Regions from separate parts of the Homo sapiens genome. Here region 2 is linked to region 1. Evidence: chromatin loops called from intact Hi-C (ENCODE). Cell type or tissue: heart right ventricle. All regions are shown on one strand. Links, peaks and the distances in the headings refer to the core of each region. The heading gives the core; the rest is flanking DNA.

The links. Hi-C counts contacts between places; a loop is a spot of excess contacts. Peaks named below come from ENCODE experiments on the same cell type or tissue, not always from the same donor. Only the 100,000 strongest peaks of a DNase experiment are listed, where the experiment ranks them.
Region 2: it touches region 1 in a loop (2.0-fold over the local background); 1 of 110 quality-filtered maps calls a loop at or near these places.

What each region holds. Positions count from the first base shown.
Region 1 is chr12:18,747,516-18,757,886 of GRCh38, reverse strand. LOC102724227 (a long non-coding RNA gene) reads right to left here and starts at 4,727. Exons shown (of 6, transcript XR_001749032.2): 1 at 4,117-4,727. RefSeq lists an enhancer at 3,927-4,498. In heart right ventricle, for the core only: no CTCF peak of the experiment used is centred there; DNase peaks (open chromatin) are centred at 3,927, 4,096 and 5,182; H3K4me3 peaks cover 1,573 bases; H3K27ac peaks cover 5,443 bases.
Region 2 is chr12:18,799,661-18,810,031 of GRCh38, reverse strand. All of the region lies in intron 4 of LOC102724227 (a long non-coding RNA gene), which reads right to left. Among named protein-coding and RNA genes, the nearest start is that of CAPZA3, 67 kb to the right of the region's middle. In heart right ventricle, for the core only: CTCF peaks have their summits at 4,157 and 4,356; no DNase peak of the experiment used is centred there; H3K27ac peaks cover 380 bases.

The DNA.
Region 1 (10,371 bases), core at 1,083-9,082:
TTGAGACCAGCCTGGCCAACATGGTGAAACCCCATCTCTACTGCAAATACAAAAAAAAAAAAAAAAAAATTAGCCGTGTGTGGTGATGGATGGCTGTAATCCCAGCTACTCAGGAGGCAGAGGCGGAAGAGTCTCTTGAACCCAGGAGATGGAGGTTGCAGTGAGCTGAGATCGCACCACTGCACTCCAGCCTGAGAGACAGAGTGAGAGTCTGTCAAAAAAAAAAATCACATATCATCATAAAAGATGTGATAATAATGCAAAATTTGAAATATTGCATGAATTACCAAAATGTGTCACAGAGACGTAAAGCGAGCACAGGCTATTGGAAAAATGGCATTGATACGCTTGCTTGACACGGTCAGCTTCAAGCTGTTGCTAGCTTGAAGTGAGGAGGCAAATGACTACAAATTAGGCTGTTGATTATTTTATATGCAACTGAAAAGTGTTCTGGAACTGTCAAATTCCTTAAGATAGTAGATAAAAACTGTTACATGATTTTTTTTTTCAGATTGGAGTTTCTCATATGCTGAAGTAGTTAAACTTATTTTCTGAAATCATTTCATAAAATAATTATTCTGATTTCTGTCAGTCTAATCTTGTTTCATCTCTAAAATATTTAATATTTTCTACTTCCTACTAGGAAAATATAATTGAAACTAACTGCTGGATTAAGTAATTTTTAGTAGTACATATAATTTTTAAAATAAAATACATAGACAATTTTGATTAGAGATTTGTTAACTATACTTTATACATAGTTCATGTATATATATATCAGACTCCTCACTATAAATAACTCATAATTTAGTCTTGCAAATTAAGAAATAAAAATGGCATTTGATCATGTCAATTTATTAGAAAATGATAAATTACATTATGTAGATATGAAAAATTGCAGTCTTGGTTGCTTTTAGTAACTTACATTACAAGATATGACTTCTAATTTATTTCACAGTGAATTTTATATTTCTGAAAATACGTGTATTATCCTTTTACTGGAAGTTAAAACTTGAGGTCTGATTTTTTTTTAAGAGTGGCTGATGGCTGACATTATTAAATGTGGGTTGGCTTGCTTAATTAGGTTATATGGTGGATATTTCCCACTAATTAAATGAGCATAACACTGCATTTTGTTCCTGGATGTTGACAGTTTTCAAAGATGCATTGAGTTGAATATTTTAATTTCTCCCTCCCTGCCTAAATATATTGAATTAAACACAACCCCTTTCAGTGAAAGAGCCACTGGTATAGGCTTGTCATTGAGTGAGTCATGGTAAAGACTTTGTGCTCTTAGCGCTCTTCCTTTCAGAAATTGAGGATGTCAGTGGCTCTAATAATAGAATAACAAGTCCATTTTCAAATATATTGGTTTCTTATTGTTTGCTTTCAATATAACAGAAGGGCTGGCTAACAAAGTGTCCATTGACATATTATTAAAAATAATGTTTGATGATAGACTACTGTGATTTTTTTGGTATAAAATTCAGAAGAATTTAAAGAACTGAGTGATATTGTCATAAGAAAACTCTTTCCCATTCACTTTTTTTCTGATCAACGTTGCTCATTGCTCATATCTATGAAGTAAAAATAAAAATAGACTGGATGCTGAACACTCTGTCTTTCTAGTAATAACTAATATTCATTGATAGATATATAAACTAATCCAAAATAAATGAGCTTGATCCATGTCAGTATGAATTGTGTTTTCAATAAGTTTAAATTTTTATCTTTAAAATTACATTAAATTTGTTAATATCTTTATGTTGTTTTGAATAGTTGTTTATAGAAGAGAAAATTTTTAAATCTTTTAGACTGGTGGGCACAGGAAAAAATCATACACATGTTTTTGTAGCAAACATGTATGACAGAATAATCAGTGAAAGACTTTTCAGCATAAAAATGTATTAAATTAGTATAAAATGTATTGGTGAAATGACATAGAAAGTTCAAACAGAGAAAGAAACTACATAAAATTAGGGAAGTGTTCGTCTTTTTTTAAGAAAATGAATAAATCTAGTGTATTTAGATTCTGCTGCATACTTAAAAAATCTGATAAAAAGATTTTATTTGAAAATGTTGATATTTACAATATGTCTCAAACTACATGTTACTTTTCACTTTTTAAAAGATAAATCTTAAACATCAACTTAAAAATGTACAAGAAGATACCTATTTTTCTAAAATTCTTCCAAAATTTTAGGGATTTGTCAGTTGAAGTCCTCTATCTTAGGGGACCATGTTTTCTTGGTGATAACTTTTAAAGTCTGTCTTTTTCTTTATTGAAGGAATTATTTTTGCCTGGATGGTGGCCAAGCCTCTTTATCTCCAAGAGGGGACTGCACCAAGGTCCTCAGGAACATGACCACATTAGTGGTTGAATCAAGGCCCTTCAGCCTGTTCTAACTTACTACCCCAGCCTTGCACTGTGGCCCCCACCAGAGCTCCATACTCTCTCCACATCAAATCTCTCAGTCTGTGACAATATCAGATCCTTTTGTACTTTGGTGCTTTGAACCTTACGTTTCTTCTGCCTGCAGCCATCATCTCACTGTCAAAGGCAAAGGCAAAAACAAAGACAAAAACTAAAACCCAGAACATGTAGGGAGATTGATTTTATTTGGAATTTTGCAATACCAAGAGCACCCCAGATCTGAGGATCAGAGCGTGTCATCAGGGTGGTTTTGCCTTGGATTTTATAACAAAGAGCTTGTCTAAGCTATATGTGGGATGACTTCACAGTTAGGATTTTTTTTTTTTTTTTTTTTTTTGTAATCAGGGGGAGACTCAGTCTGTCAGGTTGTTACTGGAAAGGGGTTCCAATCCAGACTCCAAGACAGGGTTCTTGGATCTCGTGCAAGAAAGAATTCAGAGCTAGTCCATACAGTAAAGTGAAAGCAGGTTTATTAAGAAAGTATAGGAATAAAAGAATGACTATTCCATAGGCAAAGCAGCAGCACGGGCTGCTCAAATAAGGATACTTATAGTTATTTCTTGATTATATGCTAAACAAGGGGTGGATTATTCATGAGCTTTCCAGGAAAGGGGTGGGCAATACCCGAAACTGAGGGTTCCTCCCCTTTTTAGACCATATAGGATAATTTCCTGACATTGCCATGGCATTTGTAAACTGTCATGGTGCTGGTGGGAGTGTCTTTCTGCATGCTAATGCATTATAATGAGCAGTAAGGACAACTAGAGGTCACTTGTGTTACCATCTTGGTTTTGGTGGGTTTTGGCTGGCTTCTTTTCTGCAACCTGTTTTATCAGCAAGGTCTTCATGACCTGTATTTTATGCCAACCTCCTATCTCATCCTGTGACTTAGAATGTCTAATCTCCTGGGAATGCAGCCCAGTAGTGATAGGGACAGGCGGCAAAGAAATTCTGGGCAGAAGAGGGCAGGTCCCTGGTAAGGGCCCCACCCTCAAGCCAAAAAGCCGGAGACTGCAGCCCAAAGTGAGAGTTTACATCGCTGTTTTCCTGCTTGAATGTTGCCTTTTCCAACACAACCCATAGACCCACCCTGCCCCATTCTGTGCCTGTAAAAACCCCAAACCCAGCCGGCAGAGAGAGGAGAAGCAGCTGGACGTTGGCTACTACTGCTGGGTGTTGGAGAAAAGTGGCTTGACTTCAGAGGGACAGATTGACAGCTTCTCTGGTAACTTCAGAGAGGAATCCGGCAGGAGATAGCTGGACTTTGGGGGAAGAATACCTTCCCACTTTATCCCCTTTGCAGCTCTCCTTCACATTGAGAGCCACTTTCATCTGCAATAATATCCCCCACGTTTACCATCCTTCAATTTGTTCACATGATCTCATTTCTCCTGGACACTGGACAACAGCTCGGGAGCTGTGAGTGTGGATGCAAAAAGACTGTCACACTGACCCTTTGCCTTTGTTGGCAGAAGGCAGCTGCCTCACATGAAAAGGCAGAGGGTACACTGAGCTGTTAACGCTTAAGCTGTCCATGGAGGGAAGAGCGAAAAGAGCTCTCTAACACTCCCTCTGGGGCTTCAAGGGTCGTGGGCACCCCCGCAGTGCTGCCGCTGAGCATGCACAGAGTTTGCTCTTGCCAGCACCCAGTAGCACTCACCCTGGCTCCTGCACCCGCTTACCTGTGTGCCCTGTCCGACGAGGGGTGGAAAGCAGCGGGTCTGAGTGAGTGGAGTTTGCTCTTGCCAGCTATGAAGTAGCCAGCTGATTCTAGCACTCGTGTATTCCAGTTCCCGCCTTGTTGGCTTGCTCACTCCCTCCTATGAGGAGTTGAGAGCTGTGGGCTGAGTAAACGGGGCACCCCTGTTGCGAGTTCCACAAAGGGGTCAGTGAAATGTCCTGCTTCAGTAGGTCTCAGCCTTATTTTATCCAGCCAGTATTCAAGTTGCTCTGGTTCGAATGCCTCTGACAAGATGAACAAGAAATGTTTATCTCTGTGTCAAGCTAGTTTTGGGAGGATAAACAGTTCAGCTAATTATTTATGAAACAAAGACAGTTTTTCAGGGTCTGGCTTTGTTATACAGAAACATTTGTGAGTCTTATGTGAGTTAGGAGAAAGAGTGAATTTTGAGTCTCATGTGTCACCTGGGAAGGGGATTCTTTGCAGTAAACCCTTTCCCAGAACACAAAAAGGGTGAGGAATTCTGGAAAGCTACTTTTCAGAACCACAGGGCATAGGTAAATTTCAGTGTCACCAGCCTGGTTAAACCTTTGGGTCCTAAGTACTTCCTTTGTCAAACTGAATCCTCAGGCTCCCCAGGAAATAGAATTGAGACAGGGATTAGCTTGCCGGATGTTTACTGGGAGGTCCTTTTGGGATTAACAGCTGTGGAGAGCAGGTGAGAAAAGCTGTTTAGGGTGGAACAAAATTCCACAAACCAAATCTGGTTCATGGCCTGATTGTATTTGGCCCTGAGATAAGTAAGAATGGTTTTTACATTTTCAATGGGTTTAAAAAAAAAAATAGGCTATCCGACAGAAATTGACCTTATGTGGCCTGCAAAGCCTAAAACATTTTACTCTGTAGCCCTTTCAGAAAAAATTTGCCTACTCCTAGGTTGGAAGGGGGACGGGGAACTGCTGATTCAGTCATAACAAAGGCCTTAGTCAATCCTCCTGGGAACTTGGAAGCTGGGATGATGCTGCAAAGTTGTCTTGAACTGGGGCAAAGGGGTAGGATTTCCCATGTGGTCTGCTCCTGGGAAGGAACCTTATCTTGATGAGGCAGCTGGAGGACGAGTGCTTCAGTCCTCCAGGGAGGGTGGGGGGTGGTGGAAGCATTCACTATGTGAGCCTTCTCTAACTTCCTGAGGGAGAGTTTTTTGCTCTCCTTTCGTCTCCCACAGTGTGAAGTTTTTGCCTAATTAGTCCTTTACATGCCAGTATCCTCCTCTCAGCTGGGACCTACCAGGAACAAGAAGAGTGTGCAATTTCCTTTTGTGCTCCTAGTGCGTAATGTAGAGTCTGGCATAAAGATTGGGCTCACTAGCTATTAACCGAATGAGGAAATATTCTTGCCTTTTATAAGACTGAAATATGGAAAATAATCTGTCTAGGCATTCATAGAATAAGTGGAAGGGTTTTTTAAGAGTCAGATATCTTGTAAACCAGACCTTTGTTTATTTTTATGAAATGGATATGAACGGATGCATGACATTTGAATACAAGAAAAGTAGAATGTCCAATTTCAATCACACACTTGGATTTGGGAGAAATTCTCCCCCTGGCTTCATAAGCTGCCCTATTAATGTTCCTGACACTTCCTGGCATGTGGTAGGAACAATATGGATTTCTCTGCTGGACTTTGATTAGCTTCATTTATCTCTAACTTCCAAACACAAAACTCACTATCTCCTGCCACTCTTCAGATGAGCCAACTTAATTCGCTTCCTCTGGACCTGAATCAGAAAAAGCTGTTAATTCTAGGACAAGGGATTCTAGATCCTGCTTACCATGAAGGGGAATATTGCTTTATTTATTCTTTGTATTGATTGAATCTATAGGAACAAGAAGCAAAGGTACTAATTTCTCAATATTGCTCTCTGTTAAAATTATTATCTCTGAATTGCAGGAAACATAGAGATAACACCTGAAGTTACAATAACTATCGCTCTTTAAAAGGTCCATAGCAAGACTCTGTCTCAAAAAAGAAAAAGAAAAAAAAGATCTTCAGCTCCTGGAGAGCAGAGATCATTACTCATATTGTTTTTCAGTCTATAGTTCCTGTTACAGGGATGTTTTCAGGACAATAACTTGTAGAATGAATTGATGGGAAGTAAATTCTTTGTGATATGTCTAGTACTATAACACAGTATGGGTTAAAGTTTATGCTTTGCTCCACCAACAGTAGATGAACTGTACTTGTTTCAGATATTTTCACATTCTGTAGACTTTTGGGGAGAGTTTACTGTTGGCATCATTTGAAGTTTCTACATGGTCGCTTTCCCAGAAGAAAGCTAATAGAGTGGGCGTGCAGAAAAAGAGAATAGTTTAATTTGACGGACAGCACACCTAGGTTTCTAACTCTGGATGTAGATGGACAGCATTGACAGAGGGATCAAGAGGGACTCTGTTCTATTCTACTGACTCCATATTCTCTCAACATAGCCATTCCAAATACCTTTTGGCTTCAGTGCATACAAGTTGTATTTTAATTATATGCTTAAAATGTAATTGTATATATTTTGAGTTTGGTTATCATAATGCCTATAGTATTTTCTAGTGCTGCAGTATGAACTGTGCATTTCTAATGCACTCTATTTCACAGAATCACATATCTTGGGGTAGATGTAAATTGGCTGTCCAATATTAAGTCTTCGGCTGTCTGTCCTTTGTGCCAGAAACTCCAGGGCATCCTGGGAATACATGTGATTGTGTTTCAAGGGCACCAAACCATCTACAGTACCTATTTGAGAAGTGTCAACTCATTTTCTGTTATACTGTCATTTCCCAGAAAAATATCACTAATAATTTTACAGCTAAATTCCTTCTAATTTAACACTCTGTTTAAAGAGAAATGGATTTTTATCTTTGTGGTTTTGCTTTTTCTGACATATTCATTGAACTATAATAAGTAAAAATTTTAAAAATGAGTAGTTCAGCAACTTCTTTTTGTTAATTTTCTTCACCACCAGGAGACTAGACCAGGCAACAAGATAGATATGAACAAAGTTGAGGATTAGAGGGGGCAACTGGAGAGGCAGGAAATTTCTGCACTCCTTTGTGAAGCAGTTTTATAGAAGAGAAAATTATTAGAATTTTGAGTGAATCACAGTACAGTTATACTATATCTTTATGGTCAGGTTTTCATAATCTACTGATCTGGTAAGAAGAAATACACAACTTTTTCAATTTCCCAGTTAGAATTTGACACTGCTTACAGGTCCTGGCCTCTTTTGATCTCTCCTAAACAATCCTTTGGTAACAGTGACAGCCTATGAAGCCAAATTCACTTTTTCCAATCACCTCCTAGGTGAAAACAGAGATAATCTGTTTTTTCCAATCCCAGTTTGTGTTTGTCTTGAGAAATTCAACCCCAGCCAGATGAGTGGCATTTCTTGCTTTGCTCAGAGCACACCCTTGCCCAGCACTCAGCCTCATCTGATTACAACAGACCACTCACAGTTACATAAGGCAAGGTTGAAGTGTGGTGCTCTCTCCCTGACACAAGCGGAGGAGAGGGAAAATGTGGGGACATATTTCAGTTTAGCTTTGGCAGCTTTAACCTCATGCTGCTTCTGAATAAATAAAACAATTTTTTACTTCTGTTTGTTTTCCCTTTAGTTTCCTCCTTTTGTGGTTCTGGTTGTTTATTTTTGGTTTGCTTTCTTATTTCCCTTGTTTTAGCTTTTTTTATTCACCTGTTTTCTTTTATTCCCCATAGCTCATTTCTTTTCTCCTCTCTGCACAGGCAACCATTCTAATACATTTAATGTGTATTTTTTTTTTAAAAGAGCATGTGTTCTTGAAAAATGTATACTGCAATTTGTAAGCATCTCCTTTCAATTTTTGCATTTGTTATTGTGATATAAATCGCACTGTGTCTTACTCTTTGTTACCCAGCTGTGTGCTTTTAAGATCCACTCATGTTGCTCTGGGTATGTCTACTCCATTACTTGCAGCTGTCCCTGGTACTCCTTGGTGTGTATCTGCCACCTTTACCTTTTCATTCATCGAAATTGCAACTAACTTCCTGCCACTGCAGTGAACATCCTTGCACATGTTTTCTTCCAGAGCAGTGTGAGCATTTTGGAAAAAAATAGACCCAGGAATGGAATTGCTAAGTCATAGGGCATGCCTGCGATTAATTTGACTAAATAGTGCCACATGGCTGACAGCAGCCCTTGTCTACCTTCCCACTAGCAATGTATGAGACTTCTAAACACACACACACACACACACACGCACACACACACACCCTCTAACCAGAATTTACCTAAACTGGCTTCTAATTTTTGCCTTTTTAAAAGTGTGATATAAAACTAATTGCAGTTTTAATTTGCATTTCTTTGATGATTTCATATGCTTTTTTTCTTAGTTCTTCTGGGTTTTCTGTTCTATAAGTTTTTATATACTTCACCCATTTTTTGTATTAAGATTGCTATTTTCTGGTTGATTTGAACAGTTTCTTGTGTCAAAGTGTGTGTATACTGCTAGAAGAAAGAAGGGTAAGATTTACTTCTCTTCTTTATAGCGTCCCACTCAAGGTCTCAGTAATTTTACCCTTCATCAGCCATATGAAGATATTTTTCAAAGATTTGTTACAACTTATGAGAGCATTACAGTTACCTTGATTTACTAAGAAATTGTAGATTATTTTCTTTTAAAGTACCACCCACTTGTCGGCAACTTGGAAATAGAAATGAGAATGGAGCTGTTGAGACTTTCTTTCTTAGGGCAAGTTCCTCCAATTATCAGAAGGTACAGGGGAAAAAAATTGACATCCAATTCTACTTCTGCCATAATGCACAGCTGGGCTGCCCCATAATGATGGAAATGTGAGAAGCTCTTTCCAAGCATCTTCTCTGAAATTAGGTGTTGGCTCAACCATATCCTTTGTGTCCAAACCCTCACATGTCTAAACCCTCCTAAGATCTGCCTGATGGGCTTAGTAATAATAGAGGAAATGGAACAAAATGTGAATATAATGCTGGGCCAGGACTATAGTATTGATTAAAGTTGCATGATTGTTTTAAAAAAGCACTCAAATTATCTGGGCCTTGTTTCAGTTTCCCGAACTATAAATGAAGAAACAAAACTGTATGGTGGCTATTGTCTTTTAGTTAAGAAAGAAAAAAACAAAACACAAAACTATTAAAGTCTTCAAACTGTTTTCAAGCTTATACATGGCTCATCAGCAGAAGTCTTCAACATGAATTTTTCAAGGCAAGAATGGAATTAGTCATAAGGAAATTCCCAAAGAAAAGGAAAATTCTTTGTAGAAGGAGACTTTATCCAAAAATGAGGTATAAAATGAAATACTGAGGTGAATGCGCAAAATATTTATTAGGAAGCATTGAGAAATTATTCCAATATCCCTGCTAAAAAACATATAATGTATATAGAATTTTCCAGTATCTTCAGTAATAAGCCTTATATGATACTTCACTGTCACTGTGTTTGCAAATCACAGTGTTGAGATCAGCCTGTTGGCTGCCTAGCTGAGTGGTTTTCCCAGGTTTGATAAGAAAGCAGTCTTACATACCAATAAGTTAACTCACTCTCTCATGCCACAACTGCCTCTGAATTTAGGCTACATTTGCATGCCATTAGGGTCACAGATCACATTCCCAGGGAATGAAGAAAATAAATCTGTCCAATTAGCAAATCCTATTCGCACCACAAATTCTTCTTTATTTGCATGAGTTTGGAGTCTGAACATGGTGTTTGCAAAGCAAGGGCACTTTACATATTCTAAAATAAGAATGAAAAGTGACTAGGGAGATAAGAACAGTATGGTAAGAATTATATTTGTGTAACAAAATTAATTCAGGAAAGCTGTTGCATTTATAACCTAGAAGAGGTTGTCCTTTTCAGGGGAATTAAAATGGACTAAAATATACAGAACAGTTACTTGAAAAGCTTCCAAACACATCTTTTATGTAGTGATACAAAATATATTTATTTACTTAAACAAATGGCATTTCCAAATGAACAAAAGGATAAAATATCTTTAGTGAATGCCAGATGCTCATCTTATCAAAATGAAGCTCTGTAAGGTGTCAGAAATAGCATTCAGATGAATGGATGTTTGATATCTCCTATTTGCTCTTCCAGTCTTACTTTCTTCCCTTCACCACCCTATTGTTAACCTGTGGAGGCTGATGTGTATGGACTATATTCATGGGCTCTCTTGTCTGTCCTCCGTTTGTAGATTG
Region 2 (10,371 bases), core at 833-8,832, 52 kb before region 1:
TGAACCAGTCCAAGCGTGTCTGATCTTTCTCTCTTTCTTGTGCCAAAAATAATTCTAATTTCTTTTTTTTTTTTTTGAGACAGAGTTTCACTCTTGTTTCCCAGGCTGCAGAGCGATGGCACAATCTCAGCTCACTGCAACCTCTGCCTCCCAGGTTCAAGCAAGTCTCCTGCCTCAGCCACCCAAGTAGCTGGGATTACAGGCATGCACCACCACACCCGGCTAATTTTGTATTTTTAATAGAGATGGGGTTTCTCCATGTTGGTCAGGCTGGTCTCGAACTCCCAGCCTCAGGTGATCCGCCCGCCTCAGCTTCCCAAAGTGCTGGGATTACAGGCGTGAGCCTCCACACACGGCCAATAATTCTACTCTCTAAAATGTAGTAAGTATGGCCGGGCGCAGTGGCTCACGCCTGTAATCTCTGCACTTTGGGAGGCCGAGGCAGGTGGATCACGAGGTCAGGAGATTGAGACCATCCTGGCCAACACAGTGAAACCCCGTCGCTACTAAAAAAAAACCACAAAAAATTAGCCGGGCGTGGTGGCGGGCACCTGTAGTCCCAGCTACTCAGGAGGCTAGGCAGGAGAATGGTGTGAACCCAAGAGGCAGAGCTTGCAGTGAGCCGAGATGGCGCCACTGCACTCCATCCTGGGTGACAGAGCGAGACTCTGTCTCAAAAAAAAAAAAAAAAAAAGTAGTAAGTATGCATTGTGTCTGGGTTCAAAACTAATATTCAACTTTGTGAGTGAGCTGTTTATATGTTCTCATTTAGTAAATTCATGAAATGTTATGTGATATTGGTCTCTGCCTGGATCGTCCATTCTTGAACCATGCTTTCTCTCATAAACTGCAATTCCAAGCTCAGCATGATCTCCTCAATGCCCCTCTGAATCACCCATGCTAGTCTAAGCTGCTCACCCAGCTAAATGATTATTAACATGAAAGGGCAAATTCCTGTTTATAGGGATAGTTTTTCCTCAAATTCAGAATATAACATATTCATGTCATACATGTGTTATTTAACATACTTTTTATGATAAATATTGTCATCCTTGAGATTAAAAAATCCACTGCATATAAGAAGTCTTTGTTTCTGTAAGATATGAATAATACATTATTAAAAGCAGTCATAATCATTGCTCACTTAACAGAGTAATGTCTATTTCAGTTGCCTCAATAGGGCTTAAGATGGGTTGGATCATTAACAGTATGGAAAGGAACTATAAGTTTAATGTATAAGATATACTATAGTGTCCAATTGGTTTTTTAAAGGCTCTTTTTCTGATTCTTGGCAACAATTAAACTATACTTCATGTGGTACTGAATTAACCAGAAGTAGCAGGATCATTTTACACCTATAGTTAGTACTTTTCCTATTTAAGGTGAACTGGACTACGGTATCTCTAGAAATATTCTGCTTTGCCTAAATGATGCGTTGCATACTAACTGCAATGCAATGCCATTTTCCTGCTGATCACTCTGTATTGTCCTAGATGTCTTTTCTCTTATGATTGGCCGCCATTTGGCAGTGGCTACTTAAGCCACTTTCCTCATAAGAGAGTTCAGTAAATAAACACTTAAATGCACCAGGGGTGTAGCTTTTACAAAGTCCTTGGTAATTCACATAATCACCCCCTAATGTTTTATAAGAATCTTTGAGCAAAGCTTGCTGTTATACTGTCCCATGGGGTAAGAGCACTTCCCCCAAAGATAATGTGAACACATGTTTTAAAGTCTATTACATGGTTTGAAGTAAATGGTATGTAGAGGGAAAAAATAATAAAGTTCAAATAAGCAAGCACACAGTTTTCAATAACATTGGACGATTTCTACTGAGAATTGATATCTAAAAGATTCATGGCATGTCAATTTAACAGAAGGAAGCACAAGCCAATGGGAAAAGTTGAAAGAATGAAATTGACATAAGCAAGAAAAAAGGAGGAGGGGTTCTCCAAACAGGGTGAGTTCAATATTAAAAAAAAAATCAAATAAAATCAAGAGGGTAGGATTTTATAAAGTATTCTTAAGTCCCTCGTCTTAATAACTTCTCCTTTCCTCTCCCAGGAGGCCTGCATCTGTGACAGTAATATTAAATGTCAAGTGTTGCGACAAACGGTGATGCCCTTTCATTGCTCTCATCACCTATTTATGCTAAGCTTATAGAAGGCTTCTCTGATTAGAAGTCATTGACAGAGAAGCTCAGCATGGTTTCTTTTGAACAGTCATAAATAGTTGAAGACTTGCAGTATGCATAAAATTAGAATTCCTAATAATTTCCCAGCAGAGAAAATATCATTTTTTTATAATTTAAAAATATACTCAGCCATAGGTTTAAATACACCATACATTCAAATCTTAGCATCAGGCTAAAATCTCTTCTATTTAATATTCAATTTAATGTTTAAAGCCATTGGATCAGATTCTTATGTCAGATGTCTTCTTTGGTTCTTATCTTTGGAGATTATATTACTTTGATGTTACTGGGAAAGAACTATGGCATCCGAACACCTCACAACTGGCATGGCCTTAGATTTTTGCTTTGCCTAAGTTCCTGGAAGAACCACTTCTAACGCTAGGTCTCCAACTCCATTGCCCACACAATACCACTACTCTGTGTCCAAGGATACTTATTTTTAATACAAATATTTTTCAGTGGAATCATAGCCTGTCATTTATTTATTATTTTCTTTTAATGAACAGAAGAATTTGAATCCTTCCGGCTCTTTTTTTACCAGCTCTGTCAGTTTTAATCAAGTTACTAGTCTTCTTTGAGCTTCAGTTTTTTATTTGTTAAATGATATTAGATAATTTCTCAGGTCTCTCCAGACACTCAGATATTATATGCTACGCCTTTCACTACTGAACATGTTACATTTAGTATCAGAGAAAAATTTATTGGACATTTTTCTGTGAGTCCATCTTTCTATGAACTGAGTCTTCATAGCTCATAGAGCTGGTTAAAATATCAAAAACCAGAAAAGGTCATAGTGTTTGGCTATCCTGGATGAAAACTGAACTTCTATGGGTGTTCACCATTTTCTTGGACAATTATGGCAACCTCTTCTTGATATTTCCTAACTGGGAACTACCTTTTCTCTTCTGCCCAGTAGCATAGGGTTCTTTCCCCTATGTAAGTTTCACAGAGCCCCTTGCTGGTTAACATCAAGACAGCGGGAGTGGGGTGGTTTTAGACTGAGCTCACTGTAGAGAAAAGTTTGTAAATCTAGTGGATTTAGAAATTGGGCTGAGGTGGTCTCCAGCCTCTGGTGGATATGAACTTCCCTTCTTATTCTCTGCCATCTGTTTTTTATCTGGGATAGTCATATTTCAGATTCTGAGACTATAGTCTTTTCCCCCCAACAACATGTGCAGGTGCGAAACACCATGATTCTTGTCTTGAGGAACACACATCTAGATTGTGGTAATACATAGATAAATATGCTGTTGTGGTTTAGCTCTATTAGACATTGTAAATATCTAGACAAAAGGACTTGAGCAACATTTGGAACACGTGCATGTGGGGATCTAGCCATAAGCCACTGAGTTCTGATATTTAGTGAGGGCAGATGGAGGGAGGGGGAAGTGATTTTTTAGGAAAAGATAGTGTTGGAAAAGTGATTCCCGAGTTAGGCAAATACCATCAAAGCATTTGAGCGTGATTTGATTTCTTCACTTTTTAAAGATAAGAACAAGGTTAAGGACATTAGATAATTTGTCCAAAGTCATATAATTAGTACGTAGCAGTAGATTGCAATATTTAAATTCATTTCCATATAATTTCATAAGACATTATTTTCCTATTATCCAAATGCCTTGGTGCCACATATATTTTGGGTACCAGAATTTAGAAGACAATACAGTGCAAATATCACGTACTATATAAACAGTCCCAGCAAGGCCTGGGGCTCCCTGTAATCAAACAGATTCATATTTTGGCAGAAAAACAATAACGTTCACCTAACGTGAGATAAAAAATGTCTGTAAATAGCCTTACGCGAATGCAGGTCAGGTTTTGCAGCCAAATGACTCAGGTCATTTCAGCTTCGCTGCCAAAAGAGTTTGGAGCTTTAGAACTTTTTGAATTTCAGGATTTTAGATTTAAGAATCATGCCCTTGATCATTAGCCTGCCTGAGTCTATTGAGGGAGTTTTGAGTGGGCTCTGGACCAAAGCTAAGTTTTCTGACTGGGGAAACTGTCTCTATCCCAGGCCTCCCTGCAGCCCTATCTGGACTGGTGAGTGTCAGGACCTGCAGCTCTCACCCTGAGGGGCATAAGGCCCAGGGGCTTCTCCCTGAGCAGCGAGAGGTGAGGGTCTTTGGAAACACGCAGTGCTCCATGGCAAGGGAGCCTCTTGTGGCCATGTTCTCACTGCATCTTTAACATGCTTTGTGACCAGAGTTTACAGAAGGAACTTTTCAATGATATCACATTTTCTATTATATTTGGGAGGTCACTGAAAAATATCGGACTTAAATCTGTATAAATTCGCATTGCAGCTAAATTCAAAGAAGCATATCTAATTTGAAAAGTGATGGATATCTATTGTTAATGAGCTAAAGCTGTGTTATGCTAAGGTTATTTGAAAATAGAGTGAGATTAGAAGTGGAAGTGACAGTGTTTTTTCTTTTCCATAGGCTGGGCTTCTGGGACAGGAAAAAGCTATTATGTACCTGAAATATTTTAAAAACTGATGTATGGTATAATCACTTTCAAAAAAATACACTATTTGAAATATAACTAGTTGATAGCTTTTTTTTTGTTCTATATCTCCAATTGTTTCTATATCTTAACATGGTAGAAACATTAATACTTTCTAAATTGTGATTGAACATGAAGTTAATGTTATGAGGATATTAAGAATTCATGCCATGACAGCAGTCTGAAATATAGAGGTACATTATGTTGTACCCAAAATAAATTTGACCTTGGTGCTTCCCATGCATTAATCACTTTCTTCTGGGCACAATAATAGCAGAACACTAACTGGATATGAATAATGGATGCCAAATTTTTAGACCAATTTTTAGCTCTTTAGTCTTTGTATGAACACAAAATGAGGTTAAATTAAGATTCTCATTCTGTTTCAAGTGCCCAAATTTAAGATATTTATAATTTATTAGGCTTAGAGGTTTTTCATTAGTATAAACTAAATAGCTGCTACAATAAATGTATGGCCGTATGGATTAAAACAGTATTCTATAGGTGTGTTGCCTTACCTTAGGTCTATAATCAAATTCAGATTGATCAATTTAGGTGATATGAACTGATTTGTGAAACCTCAACAGAGCACAAAGGATAAAGTAGCACATAGGATAAATCTATACCATGATAGGTGAGAGCAAATTCATGTAAATGAGAATAATCAAAGACATATCTGATGATAGAGTTAATCTAATTATGAAGTTTTAAAATCAAATGAAGTCTTTTTCATGAACTTAATGACTGAAAAGTATATATGCTAAGAGTTAATTATATCTTTTGGCTGGATAAAGACCAGTATCTTATGTTCTCTAACTTAAGAACTAGAACCTGAGATACTGGTCTTTATCCATTGTATTCTCAGGCATAAGAGTATAACTTGAACTTAATTTAACTTTGATATGCTCAACATTGCTAGATTTATTTTGTTTAATAATCATAAACTTTATCAATGATAGTTCCTGAAGTACCTTAGTTTTTGTAATCATATCATATACAGCAGCTTCATCATGTGCCTCAACTTCTTTGTAGAACAAAATAATGGGAGGTGAATATAAATATATGAATAAAAATAGAAAAGCTAAGTCAGTTTCTATGATGGAGAAAGAATACTTCTATATTTATTTTGCATTTAGAGAAATAATGTTCAATAGTCAATTCAGTTATTATTGGACATTGCTTTTCCTACTAAAGTTTGATTATATAGAAATGTTCAAAAGATGTTTACCCATAAATTATATTTTCCTTCCTGCTACCAAGATATCTATTTTGAAATTCTCCTTTAAGGCTCTTTTTGGCTGCCTCTTCATTCTTTATGAGGATTATTTCTGTTAAAATAAAATCAGCAAAAGATAAATCTTCAATCATACATGAGTAAGTGACTAAAGTTTATAGTTTGCATTAAAATTAGAGCCTAGAGCTAGTTAAGAACTGTTTTATGATTAGGAGATGTTTCAGTTTTCTCAGATACATTTTCTCCTGAAGGAATGTGTGGGTCTGTTCTCTCAGGATGGTCTCAGTATCATGCTGGTACCTATTATTTACATACATCTAAGTAGAAAATATTTTTAAAAATCACTGTGGAATGAGGGTGGCATGTCTCAGTGTTGTTTTCAGTTTGGGGCTACTCATCATGATTATTATATTATATATTAAATTCTACAGTCAATAAAACATGGATATTTCCTAATTTAATTAGTCAAGAAAATAAAAAATAATACAGGGCATGATATGGTTTCTAGTGAACACACTATACTTTCTTGAAACAACATAGTAGTGGTGATTTACTATGCATTTTATTGATGTCATCAGCAGATGAAACAAAATCACAGTCCTTTCTTGTGAGATGATATACCATGCAGATTGGGAAAAGTAATCCAGCTGCAGAGGCTGACAATCAAGAGCAATTAGTAAATGGTTGTTTTAAATAAAACGTTTTAAATAAAGACTATGTCAAGTACTTTCAACACGTGCATGTGCACTGATTGCTAAGTCTTGCTTTAAAAAGGGCCTTCTTCTCTGAGACTTTAGCCACTCAGTAGCCAGTACCAAAATTGTGACCATGGATTCTTAAGTGGATCACCACTTTCCAGGGAAAAGAGCTTATAAATTGAACTTATTTATATGAACTACACATGACATGAAGTCACTTTTTTTTTTTTTTCTTTGAGACAGAGTCTCGCTCTGGCACCCAGGCTGGAGGACAGTGGTGAAATATTGGCTCACCGCAGCCTCCACCTCCCGGGTTCAAGCAATTCTCCTGCCTTAACTTCCTGAGTAGCTGGGATTACAGATGTGCATCACCATGCCCAGCTAATTTTTGTATTTTTTGTAGTGACGGAGTCTCACTATGTTGCCCAGGCTGATCTTGAACTCCTGGGCTCACGTGATCCACCTGCCTCAACCTCCCAAAGTGCTGAAATTACAGGAGTGAGCCGCTGCTCCTGACCCAAAGTCACATTTTTTATCAGCTCCTAAGACCTACTATAAAGCTGGCCGTATTGCAATAAAATAAGAGCTTTTCTATATCTTATATAAATCTTGTTCAGAATGTTCATTTGGGAATATAGGTTATCTTTGTCTAGACTTGACTCCCCTGATATGGCATGACAGTAAAATCCTGTAAATGTATAATAAAAATATGAAAGGAAGAGAGAAACAGTTGACAAGACCACTTTCATTCTCTGGGTAGTTTATTCTGTCCTGCACACCATTATAATCAGAAAGTTTTAATAACGTGCATTCAATATTTTGTTATATCAGTCTAAGATTGTTTCATGCATTAATTTCCACAATAAATGGGTTATACACAACTATGGAACAAAGCCGATCCAGTCACTAAGCTGGGGATTTCTTTTGTAGGGGTGTAATGTTAACTCTTGTAACCTTCCTTTTTCTCTGCTTCCATTGCTGACAGATCCCTTTTGCAACTATTCCTTCAGGAGTAACATTAGTTCATCTATTTTTAAGATTTTGAGAGTCTTCATAACATTCCCTACAGATCAGTAACAGAACTTAGAAGTCACCTCCAATGAACTGATGAACTAGGAGCATTATAATATTGGAAAACAGATCACCTTATAAAAAATAAGATAACAGATACTCCAGATGGGTCTAGTTGGGGCCTGAATTCAAGAATTCATAAGGGTAAACAATTGTCAAGTATTTGCCAGAGTGGGCCATACACAGTTCTGCGGAGCGAGAGTCTTTATTTAATATAAGTTTTACAATCAACAGTGCTTTAAGAAACCATTGTCGGCCAGGCAAGATGGCTTATGCCTATAATCTCAGCACTTTGAGAGGCCAAGGCAGGAGTATACCTTGAGGCCTAGTGTTCGAGACCAGCCTGGGCAACATAGTGAGACCCCATCTCTACAAAAAATTTAAAAAAAATAGCCAGGTGTCGTGTTGCGCACCTGTAGTCCCAGCCATTCAGGAGGCAGAGGCAGAAGGATCACTTGAGCCTAGAAATTCAAGGCTGCAGTGAGCTATGATCTCACCACTGCACTGCAGCCTGGGCAACAGAGGAAGACCTTGTGTCCAATTAAAATTAAAAAATCATAGTCAATGGTCAATTAGAAAGAGATGTGGGGTTGATGAAGTTCACAGCAGTATTTCTTGAATTATGGAGAAAAATGGGTCTCCAAGATGGCAATAGGGGCTTGGTGTGGTGGCTTATACCTGTAATTCCAGAACTTTGGAAGGCTGAGGCAGGAGGACTGCTTGAGCTCAGGAGTTCAAGACCAGCCTGGGCAACATAGTGAGACCCTGTCCCTACTGAAAGGAAATTTTAAAATGATGTTAAATGAGATGTCTTCCATGGACTCAGTTATGACAATCATGCCATTGGTAGTTATATCCCAGAATCTGGCCTCATTCCCTACTTTAATTGCCAAAACCCAATACTCATACTATAATACTAAGAAGATTATAGTATGATTTAAATTACTTAAGATTGTAGTATTTCTGGATTATGTGGATGATGACAGTAATGATTTTGCTTCCCATTATCCCTATCAGTATAGCAACTAGCAGGGAGAGTGTCATTTATACCCAAACATAAATTTTATATATATATATATATATATATATATTTTTTTTTTTTTCCATTCAATACTTCTAAAACACTAACTATATGCCCCATTTTCTCATAGAAAAATTCCCCACACTCAATGATCTTACATGATAGTGGGAAAGGACATGTAAATAAATATAGAAAGAAGTATATAATATGTCAGATGGCAATAAGTTCTTTGAAGAAAAATAAACAGTATAAGGGAGATAGAAATACTTAGGCAAGCTAGGGAAGGGGTTCCTATTTTATATAAAGTGGTCAAGAAAGCTAATATGGTGAAATTTCTGTATCTTAGAAACAGCGGAGAGGCTGGGCGTGGTGGCTCACGCCTATAATCCCAGCACTTTGGGAGGCCGAGGCAGGCGGCTCACGAGGTCAGGAGATCGAGACCATCCTGGCTAACATGGTGAAACCCCGTCTCTACTAAAAATACAAAAAAAAAAATTAGCCGGGCTTAGTGGCGGGCGCCTGTAGTCCCAGCAACTCCGGAGGCTGAGGCAGGAGAATGGCGTGAACCCGGGAGGCGGAGCTTGCAGTGAGCCAAGATTGCACTACTGCACTCCAGCCTGGACGACAGAGTGAGACTCCGCCTCAAAAAAAAAAAAAAAGAAAAAATAGCAGAGACAAGAAAGAGTGACCTCTGTGGCTGTCTAGGGTAAAAGAAGCACTTCAGGGAGCGGGAACAAGAAGGGCCAAAGTACTGAGATGGGGCCTGTGTGTAGTGCCCCATGCAAAACACCCAATGTGGTGACTGGCGATGGGGAGGAGGGGAGAATCTGAATTCAGAGAGATTATAGAAAACCAGATTATGTAGGTCACTTTAAGGATTTATGAAATTATTTTAAATGATTTGGGAAACCACTGGAGAACTGGGCAAAGGAGTGACCGGATCTCATTATTCTAAAAAGATCAGTGGGCTACTCGTAGAAATCCTACGCGCTAACATCCTATTGAATTGCAAAAGACTGAATGCTGTTCATCTAAGATGAAGAACAAGGAAAGGATCTCGGTGCTAACTACTTCTATTCCACATTGTACTGAAAGGCTTAACCAGGGCAATACAATACAAAAAGGAAATTAAGCATTCAAAGTTGGAAAGAATAAAAATTATTTATTCTTAGATGACTTTATTTTTAAAATGTAGAAATCCTAAGGAATCTGCAAAACAACTAATATAACTAGTTGAATTTAATTAACAAAGCTGTAATTTTCCAGGTCCATATAGGTAAATAAATTATATTTCTGTATACCAGCAAAACAATTGGGAAATGAGATAAAAAATACAATTCATAATAACAAAGAACCATAGAATACCCAAGGATAAATTTAATTATGGATTTCCAAAACCTATACACAGAAAACTACAAAACACTGTTGAGTAAAACTGAAGAGGACTCAAATAAGTTGGAGAGCTATATCACATTCGTGGATTAGAAGACATACTATTAACATGGCAAGTCACCATGAAATAACAGCCAGCCTAACAGTGAAATGAGACTTGAACTAGGAGAAACAATCTCCTACTTGGGAAGCCAGAGTGCTTGGGGAAATTCCTCTGAGATTTATAGATATATGAGTGACTAATACTTAGTGAAAG